Linked DNA regions of Homo sapiens: region 1 is linked to region 2. A link is an interaction called in ENCODE POLR2A ChIA-PET data of the cell type or tissue named here. Cell type or tissue: B cell. All regions are shown on one strand. Each heading gives the region's core, and the rest is flanking DNA. Links, peaks and the distances in the headings are about the cores only.

Evidence for each region. ChIA-PET counts read pairs that join two places held together with the same protein. Peaks named below come from ENCODE experiments on the same cell type or tissue, not always from the same donor. Only the 100,000 strongest peaks of a DNase experiment are listed, where the experiment ranks them.
Region 1: POLR2A ChIA-PET joins it to region 2 with 5 read pairs; 6 of 35 experiments call an interaction of 5 or more read pairs at or near these places.

The regions. Positions count from the first base shown.
Region 1 is chr17:75,731,780-75,742,198 of GRCh38, reverse strand. It overlaps ITGB4 (integrin subunit beta 4), which reads right to left. Exons shown (of 40, transcript NM_000213.5): 11 at 10,226-10,387; 12 at 9,960-10,036; 13 at 8,507-8,709; 14 at 6,045-6,148; 15 at 5,813-5,911; 16 at 5,505-5,634; 17 at 4,755-4,877; 18 at 4,555-4,661; 19 at 2,494-2,527; 20 at 2,128-2,319; 21 at 1,738-1,841; 22 at 1,348-1,406; 23 at 1,194-1,217. Among named protein-coding and RNA genes, the nearest start is that of ITGB4, 16 kb to the right of the region's middle. In B cell, for the core only: no CTCF peak of the experiment used is centred there; no DNase peak of the experiment used is centred there; H3K27me3 peaks cover 405 bases.
Region 2 is chr17:75,858,886-75,870,389 of GRCh38, reverse strand. No RefSeq gene overlaps it. Among named protein-coding and RNA genes, the nearest start is that of WBP2, 9.3 kb to the right of the region's middle. RefSeq lists enhancers at 827-1,753, 4,937-5,437, 5,341-5,500, 5,568-5,862. In B cell, for the core only: CTCF peaks have their summits at 8,702 and 8,904 (motif pointing right); DNase peaks (open chromatin) are centred at 5,039, 5,819 and 8,899; H3K27ac peaks cover 1,618 bases.

The sequences.
Region 1 (10,419 bases), core at 2,353-10,352, 130 kb after region 2:
CAGGCCTATGCCAGCCCCATACCCTTTACCCTGCAGCCTCAGCCCAGCCATGGCGCCTCCCTGTCCTCAGCGTCCTCCTCTGTGAAATGGGCTTCTCTGCCCACCTCATCAAGGGCTGGACAGCAAAGATGCTAAGGGTGTGTGTGCTCAGGCCAGGCTGCCGCGGCCCTAGCCCTGGTTCTAGTTCTCGATAGCTGGGTAACCTTGGGCAAGTCACTTAACCCTTTTGAGCCTCAGCTTCCTCATCTGCAAAATGGGAACAGCAGTGATCTCTACCTCACAGGCTTGACGAGAGGGTTGGATAAGATGACCACACACGGAAAGCCCTTAGGACAATGCTTGGCCCGTAGCAGGATAAGAAATGCTGGTCAGCCATTCTTTTTTTTTTTTTTCAAGACGGATTCTCACTCAGTCGCCCAGGCTGGAGTGCAGTGGCGCAATCTCGGCTCACTGCAACCTCTGCCTCCCAGGTTCAAGGGATTCTCCTGCCTCAGCCTCCCAAGTAGCTGGGATTACAGGTGCCCACCAACACACCTGGCTAATTTTTGTATTTTTAGTAGAGGTGGGGTTTCACCATGTTGGCCTGGCTAGTCTTAAACTCCTGACCTGAGGTGATCCACCCGCCTCAGCCTCCCAAAGTGCTGGGATTACAGGTGTGAGCCACCACGCACAGCCAACGGTTCTTACTGATGGTCATGTGCTGAGATTCTAGCTCTTCTGTCCCTGCATCAAGACCCCCTCCTCACTCCCTCTCTCTCCCCATGAAGGGCCAGGACTCGATGTAGGACCTGGGAAAAAAGGTGTGTGACCTGCTGGCCCATCCTCTCGGTAACCTGCCTGGTCCCCAGAGGTGCACCCAAGATCAGGGTCTTGGACACTGGAGCGGATGGAGATGGGTACCTGCTATCGCTGGTACCGGGTGGGGGGCTGGACAGTCACCTATATGAGGGCAGGGACTGGGTTGATTTGCTTTTGCCTGCTCTAGTCCAGGGGCCACTTCATAGCAAGCACTTCACATTAGCATTTGTTGAAGAAATGGTCAAAGGAACGAATGAAGGTCCGAACCTGACGGACACATCTGACCCTCCCTTCCTATGGGATGGAGATGGAGTAGGGACGGACGAGGCAGTGGCTGGGCTGGGGACAGGCGGGCAGGAAGTGGGGGCCCTCTCACCCACGAGTCTTCTACTCACTTTTTCCCGGCATTGGGCTGCTGCCTGTGGGGACAAAGAGGGCGCTGTGAGCTAGATAGCCCTGAAGTGGAGGCCTGATCGGCCTGGGGGCTTCGGCTCCTGGAGTCCCGGTAGGAGCGGCTCCCCCACCCAACCCGGGCACCCCGGGACTCACCGGAACTTGGTCTGCTGGAGCTTGTGTACACCGGAGATCTGCCTGTAGACCTCGTTCAGCTGCCAGGCAAGGGAGGGGCGTGAGGCTGGGCCTAGGCCACCCCGTGGCAAGCCCTCAGGCTGGGGACCCAGGGAGCCAGGCAGCCTCTGTACCCAGAGATCCTCAGGGTTGGCTGGGGCATGCCCCGTGGGGCAGCATCCTGGGCCCAGGCTCTGGCCTTCTGCCCTCTGGAAACAGATCCCAGGATGCCCCCTGCCAGGCACAGGTCCAGAGAGACCCCTCTCCCCTAGTTAATGAATCTCGGTACCACGACCGCATTCGCTCTGCCCTGCCCACCTCACCCGCCCTCATACCCACATCTCCGGCCAGGCCTAGTTCCTGGGTCCTTACGTTCTCCTCCACCTCCTGGCGCAGCTGGGCGCACTCCCGAGTGTCAGGCTTCAGCAGGTTCTCGGTGCAAAGGCGGGCCAGGCGCAAGGACAGCCCGTAGGGCACTAAGGAAAGGCGGTGGGAGGGGGTGAGATGGAGGTGGTCAGCCCCCTGCATGACAGGCACCACAGAGCATCCCTCCAGCAACCATGCTAGGATCAGGGGATGCCTGGCCAGCAGGCCACGCACACCGAGGCATGAGGTTCATAGCACCATCAGCACAGGGCAAAAGGTGGCTGAGCCCTGTGCCTGCACCCCACACCCAGAGAAGAGGCATGCTGTGATCCCAGATCTGGAACAGAGGGCCCGAAGGGCACTGCCCAGAGCTGTGGCGCCCAGCCCCGCCCTCACCCAGCTCTGTGGGGTTGATGCTGGCGGCATGAGTGGCAAAGCCAGGCCGCTGCATGTTGTTGGTGACCTTCCAGCGGACCACGTCACGGCCCTTGAGGTTCCCGCTGCGCAGCATGGGCGTGTCCAAGTGGTCAGAGGCCATCAGGTTCTCCCGCAGCATGTAGTGGTCTTCCTTAAAGCCCACCATGTGACCTGCAGGATGGGGTCCTCAGCACGGCACCCCTCCCTAGACCCGCACAGCCCAACCTCTTCAGGTGGGACCCCAGAGCCTCCAGCCTCTGCCGTTCCAGGTTCAGCTTCCCTCCACCCCAGCTCAGAGAAAGAGCAGTCAGAGCCCCTGCTGCCCCTGCGATGCCAGGCCCATACCTCGGTTGCAGCACGGGAGAAGTGCCAGGCAGGCCTAGGAGACAAGGTGGGTGAGGGTGAGGCCTGAGACAGCTGCCCTGGCCCAGGTAAGCCCTTCCAGCCACCCCGCCCCATGCCAATGGTCAAGAGGGGTGACAGTGCCTCCCCAGACACCAGAATATCCAGGTGGTAGCAGGGTGTAAGCATGGCACACAAGGGCATAGAGGGGGATGGGGGCAGAGGGTTCCCAAAGTTTGCGCCGTGGAACTCTCATCCTGCCGGGTGCTCTGTAAAGGTTCTGTGGTCAGGTTCACTTGGGAAGCACTGAATTCATTCCCCATGCCCCTCTTGCAGGTTAGGCACAGGACTTTATCAAAGCCTCTGAGAAGTCCTGCAGAGAAGAAACTTGTTTCTTTTCTTTTTTTTTTTTTTGAGACAGGGTCTCGCTCTGTTGCCCAGGCTGGAATGCAGTGGCACGATCGCGGCTCACTGCAACCTCTACCTCCCAGGTTCAAGCAATTCTCCTGCCTCAGCCCCCCTAGTAACTGGGATTATAGGCATCCACCTCCATGCCCAGCTAATTTTGTATTTCTAGTAGAGATGGGGTGTCACCATATTGGCCGGGCTTGTCTCCAACTCCTGACCTCAAGTGATCCACCCGCCTTGGCCTCCCAAAGTGCTGGGGTTACAAGTGTGAGCCACTGTAACTTAAATTTAAGAAACTTGTTTCTTAAACCTTCTTTTTTTTTTTCTTTTTGAGTCTCACTCTGTCACCCAGGCTGGAGTGCAGTGGCATAATCATAGCTCACTGTAGCCTCAAACTCCCAGACTCGTGATCCTCCTGCCTCAGCTTTCTGAGTAGCTGGGACTACAGGCACGCGCAGCCGTGCCTAGCTCAAACCTATTTGATCACATAACTCCTTGCCTATGTAATGCACATTAATATCCCACAACACTGGGGGTTACTACGGAGTGTGGTCTGCCGCCTACAATCCCTACTCTGAGCTATGCCATCCTCCACGCTTTCTCTTGTCTGTTCTCCCCAGTGACCGCCAGCTGCGGGCGGGCAGGGCCCTTTCTTCCCTGTTGTGGCTCCCAGGCCTTTTGCACGTGGCTGACCCCAGAGCAGGTGCTCTCAGGGATCTGGCCACTGATGGCTGATGGAGTGGGGGTCCTGGGCGGGCACTAGAGCTGGGGAAGATGTGGGCTCAGCTTGCCTCAGCCCCTTCTGAGGACTGTGCATTTATCACCTGCCTCTCAGCCCCAATTTCTCCATCTGTCATAGGGCATGGTGACCTTGCCCCACTGACCTCATGGGGTGATGGGGGGCGGGGAAATGGAGTCACGTGGACATGCTGTGGCGACAGCACAAAGAGGAACACTGAGCTAAGCAGAGAACGGATGCTGGCAAGGGCTGAGCTGGGGGCTGGGGCTCCAGGATGACTCGGGCTAAGAGCTCATGGGTGTCATCATCATTACTGTCACTCCGGAAGCTGGATGGGGTTGGTGTGGGTCTTGCCAAGGTGGGGGTGGGGGCGATGGTGCATGCTATGGGTCAGTCCCTTCTGAACTTCACTAATTTAAGCTTCAGCTCCACTTTCTGAGGTCAATTCTATGATCTTCATTTTACAGATGAGGGAACTGAGGCATGGAGAGATTAAGTAATTTGCCCAAGGTCACAGAGCTGGGACCAGAATCCAGACAGCTGGACTCTACGGGCTGAAGCCTCTGGCTAGAAAGCTGCAGGAGTGGGGATGGTGGGTGGAGAGGCTGGGGACCCTGGTGGGGGTTGGGGACCCTGAGGAGGACCCTGATGGAGGGTGGAGACCCTGTCAGAGAGGGGACCCTGGTGAGGTGGGGACCCAGGAGGGGGTTGAGGACACTGGGGAGGTGGGGACCGTGGTGGAGGATGGGGACCCTGTTGGGATGGGGACCCTGGGGAGGTGGGGACCCAGGAAGGGGTTGGGGACCCTGGGGAGATGAGAACTCAGGCGGGGACTGGGGACCCTGGTGGAGGGTGGGGGCCCTGTTGGGGTGGGGACCCTGGGATGTGGGGCCTTGGGAGGCACCCTGGGTGCTCACCTTGCAGCAGGCACAGTACTTCCAGCATAGCAGCAGTAGCAGGGCCAGGAGCGGCAGGAGGAGGAGGAGCAGGGGGATGAGCCACCAGAAGGAGCCCGGAGGGCAGTCTGGAGAGGAGGAGGCAGGGGGAGGTGGTGCCTGTCCTCCCCACCGAGCTCTGGCCACACGCCCCCTCCCTGCGCCCGGCCCCACCAGCTCACCCTTCTTCTTGTGCACCAGGACAGTGCTGTTGGGCCCAGGGGCGCCGTCACCTTCCATGGTGTAGCTGTAGGTGCAGTCGTCATCCTCGTCCCGGAAGGAGCAGCGCACCACCACCTCCTCGGCTGTACCCACAGCCAGTCAGCAGGGCACCCCAGCCACACCCCTCCGCCCCAGAGGACCCAGGGTCTGGTGAGGGGGCCCCTACTCTGCGATCTGCCTCACCCACGGCAGGGCCTCCTGGGGAAGAGTGGAAGTCCTTGCAAAGCCGTGCTCTCACCAGGCACAGGAACGGGTGTGGTGGGGGCTCCCCTGCTCAGGAGCATCAGAGCCTAGAAACCTACCTCCCCCACTTCCCTGACCTGGACATCACCCAGGAACTCAGGGTCCAGAAAACGTATCTGATCTCGAGGAGGGGAGGCTGCGTGTCTCCACAGCGTGACCATGTACCCCTGCTGGGTGCATGCCCCTGCCCAAGTCAGGTGCCTCCCACCAAGACTCTTGGTCCCTTCCTGGGCCAGACTGTGTCCCACCGCCTGGGTTCTGTGCCTCCTGCTCAGGCTTTTACCCTTTTCTGGGATTCGGTGTCCTCTATCTGGGTTCTGTGGTCCCTCCCAGCTCTGGAGTTCCTGTCCGGACTGTGTGACCTTAGCCCAGACTGCAAGCCCCCGTCCAGGTGATGACACCCTTGCCCCGTTGGATGCCCGCTGCCTAGGCTCTCAGCAACCCCAACCCTCAGCCCCTGCCCCTACCTCTCTTAAGCTCGTCCACCATCTTGACCTTGAAGTTGCATTCCTCACACGTGCGCCCCTTCTTCTCGCCGGTGCCCCACGCCTGGCACTGCACGCAGGAGCGTAGGTCCTCGCAGAGGCCCGGGTGGATCTTGGCGGGGAAAGGCGGGGCAGACAGGCACTGTGTTGGGTGGGCCTCTGCCAGACCCCCGCTCCCCAAACCTCTTGCCCTTGGCCAGCTCCTGTGGCATCAGGCTTAGCCCCTCCTGCCCACACTGCCCTGTGCCTGCCCTGTTCCCACGCCCACACCTCGTAGGTCTTAGCCTCACCGCCGAGTAGTTGATCTCGCAGATGGTGTCCGTGTAGAGCGACTGCTGGTGGCAGTGGCAGCGGCCACACTCACAGTGGCCACGTCCATTACAGATGCCCTGGGGTAGGAGGGGGCACCAGTGAGCCAGCTGTGCCCCATCCCTGCCTGCTCCCTCTCCTCTCTCCATAGGGTTCTCTCTGGAGAGGGTGGGTGGTGCTGACAGACACTGTCTGTCTTATGCCCAGGCCTACCCCATTGCTGTCGATGCAGGTGGCATTGCTGAGGGGACAGTCACAGCTTGGGCCTGTCCAACCAGGCTCACACACACACTGGCCCATGGAGCAGCGTCCTCGGTCTGCAGAGAGGGACAAGGAAGGGAGATGAGAGCTACATCTGTGCCTGTAGTCCAGGCTGCCCACCTGGCAGGGAGGGCCTGTGGGAACAGAGCTGTGGGAGCCAGGGTGCCGCTAGCCTGGGGTAGAAGTCATCTCTTCCTCACTTTCCTGGAATCTCCTTCCCTCCATCTCTGCCTCCATCCTACCTACCTTCCACTCTGCAGCCTGAGTAATTATCTCAAAACAAATCCAATCATGTGGCTCCTGCTCCCCTGGCTAAGAACCTCTAATGGGTCCCTGCCAATGCAATAAGGTCAGAAAAAGAAATAAGATGTATAAGCATTAGAAGGTAAGAAATAAGTCCAGGCAAGGTGGCTCACGCCTGTAATCCCAGCACTTTGGGAGGCTGAGGCGGGCAGATCACAAGGTCAAGAGACTGAGACCATCCTGGCCAACATGGAGAAACCTCGTCTCTACTAAAAATACAAAAATTAGCTGGTCATGGTGGCGCATGCCTGTAGTCCCAGTTACTCAGGAGGCTGAGGCAGGAGAATCACTTGAACCCGGGAGGTAGAGGTTGCAGTGAGCCGAGATCACGCCACTGCACTCCAGCCTGGTGACAGAGCAAGACTCCGTCTCAAAAAAAAAAAAAAAAAAAGAAAAGAAAAAAGAAATAAAACTGTCAGCCGGGCGTGGTGGCTCACACCTGTAATCCCACACTTTGGGAGGCCGAGGCGGGAGGATCACTTGAGCTCAGGAGTTCAAGACCAGCCTGGCCAACATGGTGAAACTCTATTTCCACTAAAAATACAAAAATTAGCTGGGCTTGGTGGTGGGCCCCTGTAATCCCAGCTTCTTGGGAGGCTGAGGCAGGAGAATTGCTTGAACCTGGGAGGCAGAGGTTGTAGTGAGCTGAGATCATGCCACTGCACTCTAGCCTGGGTGACAGAGCAAGACTCCGTCTCAAAAATCAATCAATCAATCAATCAATAAAATTGTCTTTATTTGCAAGTGTGAGGAACATGTCACAAAGTATCCAGAAGAATCTACAGACAAATTATTAGATTTCATAAGTGCGTTTAGCAAGGTGACTAGATACAAGGTTAATATGCAAATAGTTAGAAAATGAAAGTAAAACCTCCAGTGACCCCCTTTTGTCCAAAGGATGAAGTCCTGCTCTGGACTAGAACCGAAGCCCTTTGTACTCTGGCCCTGCCTCCTTCCCCAGAGGCACCTTCCTCCCTTCCTCTCTCATACCTCCCTCTGTGCCACTTGTCTGCCTTTCTCCAGTGGTGCCCAGTTCTCTCTTCTGTTTCTCTGAGCACACTCAGGGACAGACAGTCGAAGAGAAGAAATGGTGAACAAAAGCAAGAACAGAAGAAAGAGTAGAAAAGCAGGGGCTTGGAAAGTATACAGTGAGGGCTTCATAAGTATTTGATGAGTAGATTTTCATTCATCCTCCTCCATTCAACTACCAATCCTTCCCTATGTCCCCTTGTCTGAGTTCTGTGATCCTGCCCAGCTCTGATGTTCCTGGCCAGACTGTATGCCTATGGCCTGGACCCATGGGAATACAGAGGAAGCTCCAGGCCTTCCAGGTAGAAATTTAGCATCTTTGGGCCGGGCTCAGTGGCTCACACCTGTAATCCCAGGTGTGATTACAGATGTGTACTTTGGGAGGCTGAGGCGGGCAGATCACCTGAGGTCAGGAGTTCGAGACCAGCCTGGCCAACATGGTGAAACCCTGTCTCTACTAAAAATACAAAATTAGCTGGGCATGGTGGTGCATGCCTATAGTCCCACCTACTAGGGAGGCTGAGGCAGGAGAATCGCCTGAACCCAGGAGGCAGAGGTTGCAGTGAGCCAAGATTGTGCTATTGCACTCCAGCCTGGGCGACAAGAGTGAAACTCTGTCTCAAAAAAAAAAAAAAAAAAAAAAAAAACAGCAGCAACAACAACAAAAAACCCACAGAAATTTAGCATCTTTGGAGAGAGGAAAGATCATAATGCCATATACCTGCCAGCCATTGGAGGGCTGAGCTGGGTGGCACCCACTCTAATGAGATAGGGGTGTGGAGAAGTGGGGTGGGCATAGAACTGAACTTCCAGAGAGAACCTCAGGGGAGTTGGAATCTTAAAACCAGGGGAAAGTCCTGCCAACAGTGACCTTGGGCATGGACGTTACAGATGAGGGAAGTCAGGCCCAGGTTGGGGCAGGACTCAGGGGCGGCCCTCAGGGCATCCAGAGTGGGCTGGGCCTGAACTTGGGGATTCTGATTCCAAGTCTGGCTCTCCCAACCTGGGTCCTGACGGGAAAGTCATGCTTGCTGTCCACTCCCTACCCCGCCATCAGCATTGGCCGCAGTTGTTGTGCTCACCATTGCAGAGGAACCCGGAAGTGCGGGGACACTGGAAGTTGTCATACTCGCAGAACTGACCCTCGTAGCGGCCTTCGCCGTAGCACACACAGTGCCCGCACTGGCACTCCCCACGGCCGGAGCACGGCTTGTCCTCGCCCTCCCGCAGGCAGGGCTGAATGTCACTCAGAGAGCCGGTGGAGCAGTTGCAGGTCTGGCCACTCCTGAAGGAGGAACTGGTCATTCCCCGAAACAGCCCAGGAGGAAAGCTGGGGCTTTTGCTGTCCCATTTAATTTAATTTAATTTAATTATTTTATTTTTTTTTTTGAGACGGAGTCTCGCCTTGTCGCCCAGGCTGGAGTGCAGTGGCGCGATCTTGGCTCACTGCAAGCTCTGCCTCTTGGGTTCACGCCATTCTCCTGCCTCAGCCTCCTGAGTAGCTGGGACTACAGGCACCCGCCACTACGCCCGGCTAATTTTTTGTATTTTTAGTAGACGGGGTTTCACCATGTTAGCCAGGATGGTCTCGATCTCCTGACCTTGTGATCCGCCCACCTCGGCCTCCCAAAGTGCTGAAATTACAGGCGTAAGCCACCGCGCCTGGCCTATTTTATTTTATTTTTTTTCAAGACAGAGTTTCGCTCTTCTTGCCCAGGCTGGAGTGCAGTGGCGCGATCTCAGCTCACGGCAACCTCCGCCTTCTAGGTGCAAGCAATTCTGCCTCAGCCTCCCGAGTAGCTGGGATTACAGGCATGCACCACCACGCCCAGCTACTTTTTTGTATTTTTAGTAGAGATGGGATTTCACCATGTTGGCCAGGCTGGTCTTGAACTCCTGACCTCAGGTGATCCACCCACCTCGGCCTCCCAAAGTGCTGGGATTACAGGTGTGAGCCACCTCGCCTGGCCTGCTGTCCCATTTTACAGATGAGGAAACTGAGGCTCTGAGAGGGCCGAGGCAGCTCCCAGTCATGCAGACAGAAGTGGCTGAGCTGAGACCTAAACCCCAGTGCCCTGTCATGTCACCCCTTCCAGTGTCCTTTCCCCACTGCTCTGCCTCAAGTTGTGGCAAGCTCGCCCAGTGTCCTGAAGCTAAAGCCCTTACTGCCGTGCATTTACGAGCTCTCTTCTGATCAGGCAATATGACACAGGACTCAGAATACCAAAGGCATGGAGCAAAAAGGAAGCCTCGTGTGCCTGTCCCCCAAGATCCAGACCCCAGCCCCAACAGCCAACCCCGTCTCAATCCTCACACCTCTTTCTAGAGACAGCCCATATATCTCTGTATTTCAAAGTGCTTTGACCTGGGTTTGACCAACAACTGGGTGTGCCCCGCCCTTAGCCGTTTCTTTGATTGCCGCCCCACCCCCAGCCAGGTGTACAAGGTGCACCCAGGGCCAGGCCCCTGCAGGAGCCCAGCTTTCCCATCAGGGGCCACTGGTGTCCTGGGTGCCCAACTCCCTTCCCCACTCACCAGCCCTCGCTGCACACACACTGTCCGCACACGAAGTCTCCGTTGAAGCTGCAGCGAGCTGACCGCACCTCTTTTTGCTGGAATGAGAGAGACCATGGTGGGGTGCGTCGGGGGAGCAGGACCGGGGCCACTGGACACTTCCGCTCTCCTGTGTGCCTCGGGAAACCCCACAAGGGATATGGGGCACAGGAGTCCTGCTTCATTCCTCAGGGTCCCTGGGTGCTTGGCTCAGCTCTCCCCTCCCGCCCTGCGGGGCTGCGTTGTACCAGCTCGCAGGTGCACACATCACAGATGATGCCCGCGTCCATCTTGAGGCCGTCGGAGAAGGAAGGTTTCAGATGGATGTTGCCCTTCTGGTCCTCCGGCAGCTGGCACACGTGCGTCCCATCCACGTGCTCAAGGGCCCGCAGCTGCACCTGGTATATACCCTGCAGGGGCCCCGTGGTCAGCCAAGGCAGGC
Region 2 (11,504 bases), core at 1,436-9,435:
CCCCGTCTCTACTAAAAAATACAAAAATTAGCCGGGAGTGGTGGCACGTGCCTGTAGTCCCAGCTACTCGGGAGGGTGAGGCAAAAGAATCACTTGAATCTGGGGGGCGGAGGTTGCAGTGAGCCGAGATCACACCCCTGCACTCCAGCCTGGGTAACAGAGCAAGACTCTGTCTCCAAAAAACAAGAAATGTCTAAACACACACGCACACATACACACACCTCACACTCACACACACAGAGCCCTGCTTCCCAGCGCTGCCGCCTGTGTATATGCTGCCCTCGGCTGGGTCCCAGTTCCCATGGTCACCGGAGCCTTGGCAAGGCTGCCCGAGGGTCTGTGGCCTCAGAAGCTCCCGCCAGAGCCCCCGCCAGGCCCAGACAATGGTGCAGGGTGAGGGGTTTCCGAGGCTTTGGCGCTGGTTGCTGGGCCTGGCTGCTCTGGGCCAGGCAGGGCGCCAACCTCCACTCCCGCTTTGTTTCTGTGGGAAAATGAGCTGGGGTTCCAACCAACAGCCTGAGGAAGAGCTTGGACTGCTCCCATGGCCTCCCCACACCCCAGGAGGAAACAGACCCCCAGACTTCTTTCCTCCCTTCTCCTCATCCTTGTCCTCCCCTTCCCAAGGCCCGAGGAACACTCACAGAAGTGCCTCCCTTCACCCCCTCTCCTCCCAGGCACAGCGGGTGCGGCTGGACTGTGACTCCCCGAGGCCTGGCCAGGAGGATGGGGCCGAACTGGGTGTGGCTGAGGCTGGCAGCTACTGCATCTCTCCCAGGAGGAAAGTACTCTAGTACTTCTTTATCGCGGGGGATGAGTTCCCAGAACCCCCGTGGGTGCCTGATGCTGCAATGGTACAGAATCCTATATGCACTATGGTTTTTTCTATCTGGTAAGTAACCAAGATGGCTAAAAGTAAACAATGGGCGGGCAGTCCCTACAGTGTGGATTCCCCGAACAAAGGGATGATTCTTGTCCCAGGCAGGCTAGATGAAGTGGGATGGTGTGAGATTTCATCATGCTACTCAGAACGGCATGCGATCTAAAACTTATGAGTTGTTTACTTCTGGAATCTTCCATTTAACATTTTTGGACTGCAGTAGACTGTGGGTAAGCAAAACCATGGATAACAGGGGACTACTGGAGCACTGAGCAGGGTCTGTGTCCCGTTCAACCCCAAACACCCCACACACATTTGATGCCGACATTCAAAATCTGGAAGGTGGCCAGGTGTGCTGGCTCATGCCTGTAATGCCAGCACTTTGGGAGGCCGAGGAGGGCAGATCACGAGGTCAGGAGTTCAAGACCAGCCTTACCAACATAGTGAAACCCCGTCTCTACTAAAATACAAAAATTAGCTGGGCATGGTGGTGCACACCTGTAATCCCAGCTACTCAGAAGGCTGAGGCAGGAGAATCTCCTGAACCCGGGAGGCGGAGGTTGCAGTGAGCTGAGATCGCACCACTGTACTCCAGCCTGGGCAACAGAGCAAGACTCCATCTCAAACAAACAAAATCTAGAAGGCGAGATCATTCCCCGTCCACACAGTCAGATCTGGGAGATGCATAAGAAATGAAGGAAGCCCCTGGTGGTCCTTGTGGGCCTCACTTGGGATGGAGAGCCTCCGTGTTCTCCCCACGTGCTCCTGACACCCTCAGGGGTATATGGAACCAAATAGAGATGGGGTCTTGCTATGTTGACCCGGCTGGTCTCCAACTTCCGGGCCCAAGCAATCTTCCCACTTCATCTTCCCAAAGTGCTGGGATTATAGGCATGAGCCACAATGCCCACCCCCGGCCTGTACTTTATCTTTAAATGACATTCAAACTTTGAATTTTACTCAATAGCTGGGACTACAGGCGTGCACCACCACGCCCAGCTAATTTTTGTATTTTTAGCCCAATGCTGCTTTAATATACAAGCCCAGCCCAATATTGCTTTAATATAAAAAACAGGCCAGGCATGGTGGCTCATGCCTGTAATCCTAGCATTTTGGGAGGCCGAGGCGGGCGGATCACCTGAGGTCAGGAGTTTGAGACCAGTATGGCTAACATGGTGAAACCCCGTCTCTACTAAAAATACAAAAATTAGCCAGGCATGGTGGCTAATCCCAGCTACTTGGGAGGCTGAAGCAGGATGATGGCTTGAATCCATGAGGCGGAGGTTGCAGTGAGCTGAGACGGCACCATTGCACTCCAGCCTGGGTTATAAGAAGGAGACTCCGACTGAAATAAAATAAAATAAATAAAAAACAGCTGGGCTTGGGGGCTGACACCTATAATCCCAAAACTTTGGGAGGCTGAGGTGGGAGGATCGCTTGAGCCCAGGAGTTGGAGACCAGCCTGGGCAACATAGCAAGATCCCGTCTCTACCAAAAAAAAATAAATAAACAAATAAAAAACTAGCCAGGAGTGGTGGCGTGAGCCTGTAGTCCCAGTCACTCAGAAGCCTGAGGTGGGAGTACTGGTTGTTTGAGCCCCAGAGTTCAAGGTTGCAGTGAGCTGTGATCACACTACCACACTTCAGCCTGGGTGACAGAGATCCATGGGGGATCCCAAGCATCTGTTTTTCAGGGGCTAAGATTAGCCCACACCTAAGTTTTCCAGACACTACATCTTGTTCTACCCGTTTTGATAGGAAACTTTCACTCACTCATTCAACAATAATGTATCAGGGCTGGGCACAGTGGCTTATGCCTGTAATCCCAACATCTGAGAGGCTGAGGCAAGAGGATCGCTTGAGGTGAGAAGTTCCAGACCTGCCTGGGCAACACAGTGAGACCCCATGCCTAAAATAAAAATAAAAAATTAGGCTAGGTGAGGTGGCTCATACCTGTAATCCTAGCACCTTGAGAAGCCAAGGCAAGGGGACTCTTGAGCTCAGGAGTTCAAGACTACCCTGGGCAACATAGCAAGACCTTGTCTCTGTAAAAATAAAAACAAATTAGCCGGGGTGGTGGTGCGTGCCTGCAGGCCCAGCTGTTCAGGAGGCTGAGGTGGGAGGATCACTTGAGCCCAGGAGTTCAAGACTACAGTGAGCTACCATTGCACCACTGAACTCCCGCCTGGGTGACAGAGTGAGTCCTTGTCTCTAAAACAAAACAAAACTATTGTATATATATATAAAAAATATATATATTATGTAGAGTGTCTCTCTATGTAGATACAGAGACGCCAACTCAAATATATATTATATATTATATTATACATATACAATTATCATATATTATGTATTTTATATATATAATATATATATATATTTGAGTTGGAGTCTCACTCTGTCTCTCAAGCTGGAGTGCAGTGGCACAATCTCAGCTCACTGCCACCTCTGCCTCCCGGGTTCAAGTGATTCTCCTACCTCAACCTCCCGAGTAGTTGTGATTACAGGTGTGCACCACCACACTGAGCTAATTTTTGCATTTTTAGTAGAGATGGGGTTTCTCCATGTTGTCCAGGCTGGTCTTGAACTCCTGACCTCGGGTGATCCGCCCACCTCAGCTTCCCAAAGTGCTGGGATTACAGGCGTGAGCCACCGCACATGGCCAACAAGACAATATTTAATCACTGTAGGGCACAGTGCTCAGTGCCAGGGATACAGCAGTGGGCGTCACAGAGATGCCCCTGTCCTCACAGGCACCACACAAACGGCTGTGGGATAGGTGTCACTGTACTAAGTACTATCAAAGAAAAGCACAGCAACCCCACTTCTGGATACGTATCCAAAATAACTGAAAGCAGGCCGTGTGCAGTGGCTCACACCTGTAATCCCAGCACTTTGGGAGGTCGAGGCAGGTTGATCACTTGAGGCCAGGAGTTCGAGACCAGCCTGGCCAACAGGGTGAAACCCCCATCTCTACTAAAAATACAAAATTAGCCGGGTGTGGTGGCAGGAGCCTGTAATCCCAGCTACTCTGGAGGCTGAGGCAGGAGAATCCCTTGAACCCAGGAGGTGGAGGCTACAGTGAGCCAAGATCACACCATTCCACTCCAGCCTGGGACAATCCAAGTGTCCATAGACACATGAATAAATAAGCAAAAAAAAAAATGTATATACACACACAAAGTGGACTGTTATTCATCCCTAAACAATCAAGAAGTTCTGACATATGCTACACTTTGGATAAACTTTGAAGACATTATGCCAAGTAAAATAAGCCAATCACAAAAAGACAAATACTTTATGATTCCATTTATATATGAGGTCCCTAGAATACGATGGAGGTTGCCAGGGGCTGGGCAACAGGGAATGGGGAGTTGGTGTTTAATGGGGACAGTTTCAGTGTGGAATGATGATAAAGTTCTGGAGATGGATGGTGCTGATGGCTGCACAACAACGTATTCACTTAAAGCCCCTGAAGTGTACATTTAAAAATGGTTAAAATTGGCTGGGCGTGGTGGCTCACGCCTGTAAATCCAGCACTCTGGGAGGCCGAGGTGGGTGGATCACGGGGTCAGGAGATCAAGGCCAACATGGTGAAACCCCGTCTCTACTAAAATACAAAAAGTAGCTGGGTGTGGTGGCGGGCACCTGTAGTCCCAGCTACTCAGGGGGCTGAGGCAGGAGAATCACTTGAACCCGGGAGGTGGAGCTTGCAGTGAGCCGAGACTGCGCCACTGCACTCCAGCCTGGTGACAAAGCAAGATTCCGTCTCAAAAAAAAAAAAAAAAAAAAAAAGGTTATAATGGTGAATTTTATGTTATGTATATTTTACCACGCGTCCCCCCTCCCCTGCCAAAAAAAAAAAAAAAGAAAGAAAAGGACAGTGGCCATAAGAAGGAACCCTAATGGGGCTGGCAGAAGGCCATTTCTAGGGCTCATTTCCTTGAAGAAAGGACTGCTGAGGCCTGAAAGACAAGGAGGAGTTAACAAGACAGAAAGGATGGGTGTGGGCTCGAGACCAGCCAGGGCGCTGCAGGGGACAGCAGTGCAGGGCAGAAGGGTGAGAGGCCCGAGGTGGCAGGCCAGGTCCTGCAGAGCAGAGCCTGGTAAGGATTCTGGACTTTTCCTAGGAACAATGGGAAGCCAGGGCATGGTCTCACATGGGGAAACAGTACAATCAGATTTGAAGTTTCGGCTGGGCGCCATGGCTCACGCCTGTAATCCTAGCACTTAGGGAGGCTGAGGCGGGAGGATCACGAGCTCAGGAGTTCAGGGCCAGCCTGGGCAACATGGTGAAACCCCATCTCTACCAAAAATACAAAAAAAAAAAAAAAATTAGCCAGGCATGGTGACGCACACCTGGGATCTCAGCTACTCTGAAGGCTGAGGTATGAGGATTGCTTGAGCCCAGGAGGCATAGGTTGCGGTGAGCTGAGATCACACTACTGCACTCCAGCCTGGGTGACAGAGTGAGACCTCATTTCAAAAAAAAAAAAAGGGTTTGAAGTTTCAAAATCATTCTATTATTTAGGTGAGAGATAAGCTTAAGGAGGGGAAAAAGAGGATGAAAATGACTAAAACTGCCACCTTGCATCTTGCCAGGGAAGTGGAGAAGAGCCCCCTAACTCTGGGAAGGGGGACCAGAAATATAATAGCAGGGAGGGGCCAGGCCCTTAAGCACCTCCCCTGGTCCCTCCTCTCCTCCAGCTCTCTGGTGTAGAGGGGGGTCCCTCCAGCCAAGGCTCCTCAGTACTGGGATGCGGACATCTTCAGAGGTCACACCGCCCCTTTCTGGCTTTCTGTGGTTTTGGAGGCTCAGAAGCGGAAATGCACTCGAGGTGTGTATAAACACTCTAACAGCAGGAATTGCTCAGAACAGGCCTTGCAGCTGTGTCTGGGGAAACTGAACTTGACAGAGCCAGGAGGTCCCAGCGGGAACTTCAGGGTGGGGCCCATCTCTATAGCAACCAGAAACAGCCCCAGACACGCTCTGGCCCTGCTTCTGATGAGGGAGCGGGCAATTTGTGTTCTTGAAATACCCACGGCCAAAAAGGACTCATCCAAAATAGCCCACTTCCACGTCACCAAACATCACCAACGCCTCACAGGGCATCTGCCACTCCGCAGCAGAGCAACCAACGGTGAGTGGCAGAAAGTTACCAATGACTTACCAGGAGTTTTATTTTTCTCACTGGCGTATTAGAAAGAGGACAACTGGCTGAAAGAAAAAGACTTGGTGTATCAAGCACAAATTTGTTCCCCCAAACTCAGGTAAAAGAAATGTCCATTTGAGTAGTTTCCCTAAATCAAGTAAAATGTGATTATAGGCCAGGCACGGTGGCTCACGCCTGTAATCCCAGCACTTTGGGAGGCTGAGGCGGGCGGATCACGAGGTCAGGAGATCGAGACCATCCTGGCTAACACGGTGAAACCCTGTCTCTACTAAAAATACAAAAAATTAGCCGGGCGTGGTGGCGGGCACCTATAGTCCCATCTACTCGGGAGGCTGAGGCAGGAGAATGGCGTGAACCCGGGAGGCGGAGTTTGCAGTGAGTCGAGATGGCGCCACTGCACTCCAGCCTGGGCCATATAGAGCGAGACTCCGTCTCAAAAAAAAAAAATGTGATTATAAGCTGCCCTTTGCCAAGAAAGTAAGAAATTCAACTTCAGGCATATGGGGAGGGGCATCTTCCCCCTCAGTAGAATCACTATTATTATTATTATTATTATTATTATTATTATTATTATTATTATTGAGACGGAGTCATCCAGGCTGGAGCGTACAATCTTGGCTTACTGCAACCTCTGCCTCCCAGGTTCAAGTGATTCTCCTGCCTCAGCCTCCTGAGTAGCTGGGATTACAGGCGCCCACCACCATGCCTGGCTAATTTTTGTATTTTTAGTAGGGACAGGGTTTCACCATGTTGGCCAGGCTGGTCTCAAACTCCTGACCTAAGGTGATTGGCCCACTTCGGCCTCCCAAAGTGCTGGGATTACAGGCGAGAGCCACTGCACCTGGCATTATATGGTGATTCCATGGTGCCCAGGGGATGGGAGAGCTTTCTTCCCTGCACCAACTCTGTTGCTCAGGCTGGAGTGCAGTGGCACCATCTCAGCTCACTACAACCTCTGCCTCCTGGGTTCAAGTGATTCTCCTGCCTCAGCCTCCTGTGTAGCTGGGATTACAGGCGTGCGCTACCACGCCCGGCTAATTTTTGTATTTTTAGTAGAGACAGGGTTTCACCATGTTGGCCAGGCTGGTCTCGAACTCCTTGCTTCAAGTGATCCACCCACTTTGGCCTCCCAAGTGCTGGAATTACAGGCATGAGCCACCCCACCGGGGCCTCAGATGGGAGAGCCTCCACTCTGTTCTCCACTGGGTCTGCTGCTGCTCAGATGCCGACCGTCTGAGCCCAAGTGCTTCTATTTTTTATTTTTATTTTTATTTTTGAGACAGAGTCTCACTCTGTCACCCAGGCTGGAGTGCAATGGCATGATCTCGGCTCACCGCAACCTCTGCCTCCAGGGTTCAAGCAGTTCTCTCGCCTCAGCCTCCCAAGTAGCTGTGATTACAGGCGTGCGCCACCATGCCTGGCTAATTGTATATTTTTTAGTAAAGATAAGGTTTCTCCATGTTGGTCAGGCTGGTCTTGAACTCCCAACCTCAGGTAATCCACCCGCCTCGGCCTCCCAAAGTGCTGGGATTACAGGTGTGAGCCACTGCGCCCGGCTCCAAGGGCTTCTAGCTGCAGCTGAGGCCCCACTGCCCTGGGCCAAGCACATTTTGGGGATGATGCCAAACTCTTGACTCTTAGCTCCAAACCCACTATATTAATGCGCTGGGCTGTCGTAACAAGATACCACAAACCAGGCGGCTTCAACAATCAAAATGGGCCAGGTGCGGTGGCTCACGCCTGTAATCCCAGCACTGTGGGAGGCCGAGGCGGGCACATCACGAGGTCAGGAGATCGAGACCATCCTGGCTAACACGGTGGAACCCCCCCCGTCTCTACTAAAAATACAAAAAAATTAGCTGGGCGTGGTGGCGGGCGCCTGTAGTCCCAGCTACTCGGGAGGCTGAGGCAGGAGAATGGCGTGAATCCCGGAGGCGGAGCTTGCAGTGAGCTGAGATCGCGCCAGTGCACTCCAGCCTGGGCGACAGAGTGAGACTCCGTCTCAAAACAAACAAACAAACAAAAACAATCAAAATGTATTGTCTCAGTGCTGGAGACCGAAGTCTGGAATCAAGGTACGGGCAGGGTTGACTCCTTCTGAGGCTGTGAGAGCGAATCTGTCCCCTGACGCTCTCCTTGCTTCTGGTGGTTTGTTGACAATATGTAGCAATCCGTGTAGCAATCTTGGTAGCTCTCTGCCTCCCTCTTTGCACCGCCTGCCTTCTCCCTGCGTGTGTGTCTGTGTCCAAGTTTCTCCTTCTTACAAGGGCACCAGTCACGCTGGATTTAGGGCCCACCCTAATGATCTCATCTTAACTAATGATGTCTTCAACAACCCTATTTCCAAATAAGGTCACTTTCAGAGGTACTGCAGGTCAGGACTTCAACATGTGAATTTGAAGTCGGGGGGACCGAACTCAACTCATAACACCCACCCACCCAACTCAGCTTCATGGTCTGGCTGGGACTCAGAGCCACATGTCTTTGTTTTCTTAATTTTATTTTTTATTACTACTTTTTGAGATGAAGTCTTGCCCTGTCGCCCAGGCTGGAGTGCAGTGGTGCGATCTTGGCTCACTGCAAGCTCTGCCTCCTGGATTCCAGAGATTTTCTTGCCTCAGCCTCCTGAGTAGCTGGGACTACAGGCACACGCCACCACGCCCAGATAATTTTCGTATTTTTAGTAGAGATGGGGTTTCACCGTGTTGCCCAGGCTGGCCTCGAACGCCTGCCCTCAGGTGATCCACCTGCCTGGGCCTCCCAAACTGCTATGATTACAGGCATGAGCCAATGCACCCAGAGCCACGTTTCTCCATTGCCTGCTGCTCCCTGCCAGGCTCTGCCAAGAGGGGGCGCTAGAGAGGCCTGAAGGGCTGGAGAAGGCCCCAGCCTCCCATCTGCTCACTATTTTTGCCTGTATTGTACCCAGGAAAGCTTCTTCATTGGGGCAGCTGCAGTTCTTTAGCAGCAGCTGAATCCAGTTTCTACTTTTTCCAACCCTTGCAGAACCAGCTACCCTGAGCTCCCTTCAGAGGCACGGGCACCAGCACCAGCCGGCCCAGGCCCGCTCTTCAGAGGGCTGGGTTTTAGTACCCTGGGGCTCCTCTTTCAAGCTTCTGTATTATTGTTGATTTTGGTGTTTTGTTTTGTTTTTTGAGATGGGGGTCTCACTCTGTCACCCAGGCTGGAGTGCAATGGTGCGAACTCAGCTCACTGCAGCCTCTGCCTCCTGAGCGAAGCAATCCTCCCACCTCAGCCTCCTGAGTAGCTGGGACTACAGGTGCGCTCCACCACCCCCGGCTAACTTTTTGTATTTTTAGTAGAGATGGGGGCTTCACCATGTTGGCCAGGCTGGTCTCAAACTCCTGACCTCAAGTGTCCGCCGTGAGCCACCACGCCGGCAGCACTTTTTTTTTTTTTGAGTTTCACTCTTTTTGCCCAGGCTGGAGTGCAATGGCGCCATCTCGGCTCACTGCAACCTCCGTCTTCCAGATTCCAGCTATTCTCCTGCCTCAGCCTCCCGAGTAGCTGGGATTACAGGCTTGCGCCACCATGCCCGGCTAATTTTGTAGTTTTAGTAGAGACGGGGTTTCACCATGTTGGCCAGGCTGGTCTTGAACTCCTGACTCAGGTGATCTGCCCGCCTCGGCTTCCCAAAGTGCTGGGATTAGAGGTGCGAGCCACCGAGCCCGGCCCTTTCAGCAATTTTTTTTTTTTTTTTTGAGACGGAGTCTCACTCTGTCGCCGAGACTGGAGTGCAGTGGCTCGATCTCTGCTCACTGCAAGCTCCGCCTCCTGGGTTCACGCCATTCTCCTGCCTCAGCCTCCTGAGTAGCTGGGACTACAGGTGCTCACCACCACACCCGGCTAATTTTTTTGTATTTTTTTTTTTTAGTAGAGACAGGGTTTCACCGTGTTAGCCAGGATGGTCTTGATCTCCTGACCTCGTGATCTGCCTGCCTCGGCCTCCCAAAGTGCTGGATTTACAGGCGTCAGCAACTGCGCCCGGCTGCTTGCAGCAATTTTTTAAGATGACAAAATAAAACAGAAAATTTCAGAATATATCCCACTACAAAATACAAATTAAGCAGCATGTGGTGGTGGCAGGGCCTGTACTCTCAGCTACTTGGGAGGCTGAGGCAGGACCACTGCTTGATGCCAGGAGTTCAAGACCATCCTGGGCAACATAATGGAACCCCATCTCTACCAAAAAAATTTTTTAAACTAGCCAGGCATGGTGATGTGCACTTGTAGTCCCAGCTACTTAGGAGGCTGACGTAAAAAGATTGCTTGAGCCCGGGAGGTTGAAGGTGCAGTAAGCCATGACTGCACCACTCCAGCCTGAGTGACAATGTAAGACAGGGTCTCGCTCTGTCACCCAGGCTGGTCTCAAACTCCTGGGCTCAAGCCCTATATATTTTTACTGTGGGTCAAGGTAAGGAAAAACAGCCACCGTTTGGTAAATGCTGCCAACCTTTTTTTTTTTTTTTTTTTTTAAATTTTTAGAGGGAGGGTCTCACTATGTTGCCCAGGATGGTCTTAAACTCCTGGGCTGAAGCAATCCTCCTGCCTCAGTCTTCCAAAATGCTGGGATTACAGGCATGAGCCACCTCTACGGGCCTGCCAACCTCTTTTATGTCATGGCACACACAGAAAATGATTTGTTCAGTGAAAATGGTATTTATTTGGCTCACTGGGGCAAACAGATTCATCTTATTGGGAGTCAAGAGGCGACCAGGCGGGGGCGGTGGCTCATACCTGTAATCCTAACACTTTCGGGAGTGTTAGGTGGGCGGATGACTTGAGGTCAGGAATTTGAGACCAGCTTGGCCAACATGGTGAAACCCCATCTCTACTAAAAATACAAAGATTAGCTGGGCGTGGTGGCACGATTCTGTAGTCCCAGCTACTCTGGAGGCTGAGGCATGAGAATTGCTTGAACCCGGGAGGCGGAGGCTGCAGTGAGCAGAGATCATGTCAATGCACTCCACCCCAGGAGACGGGCAAGACCCTGTATCAAAAATAAATACATAAATAATAAATAAAATTATAAACAGAAAAAACAGGTGACCAGTTCAGGGGCTCAGCTGCCCCAGACCTTGCCTGCTGGTATCTGAGGCCAACCTGCACTCCTCCTTAGCGCACCGCTAAGATGTGCTCCAGTGTGGAGAATATGAGCATCATACTGCAGTGAAAAAGAGATCTGGAGACAGGCAGACAGGAGTATGAGGCCAGAGGAGAGGTCTGAGTACTGAGACCTGGGCCCAGGGGAGCCTCCTGCTGCTCACCTGGTTCAGCAATAAACCATTGTTGAAGTCTTCGGTTTGAGTTTTGAGTTCTGGTACGTTCCAGCCCCAAAGTCATGGGAGCCGCCCAGGAAGTGTGTTCACATGGTCATATGTTTTTGTAAAACTTAGAAATTCTGGACATTGTAGCCGGAGCTGGTCAAGCTTG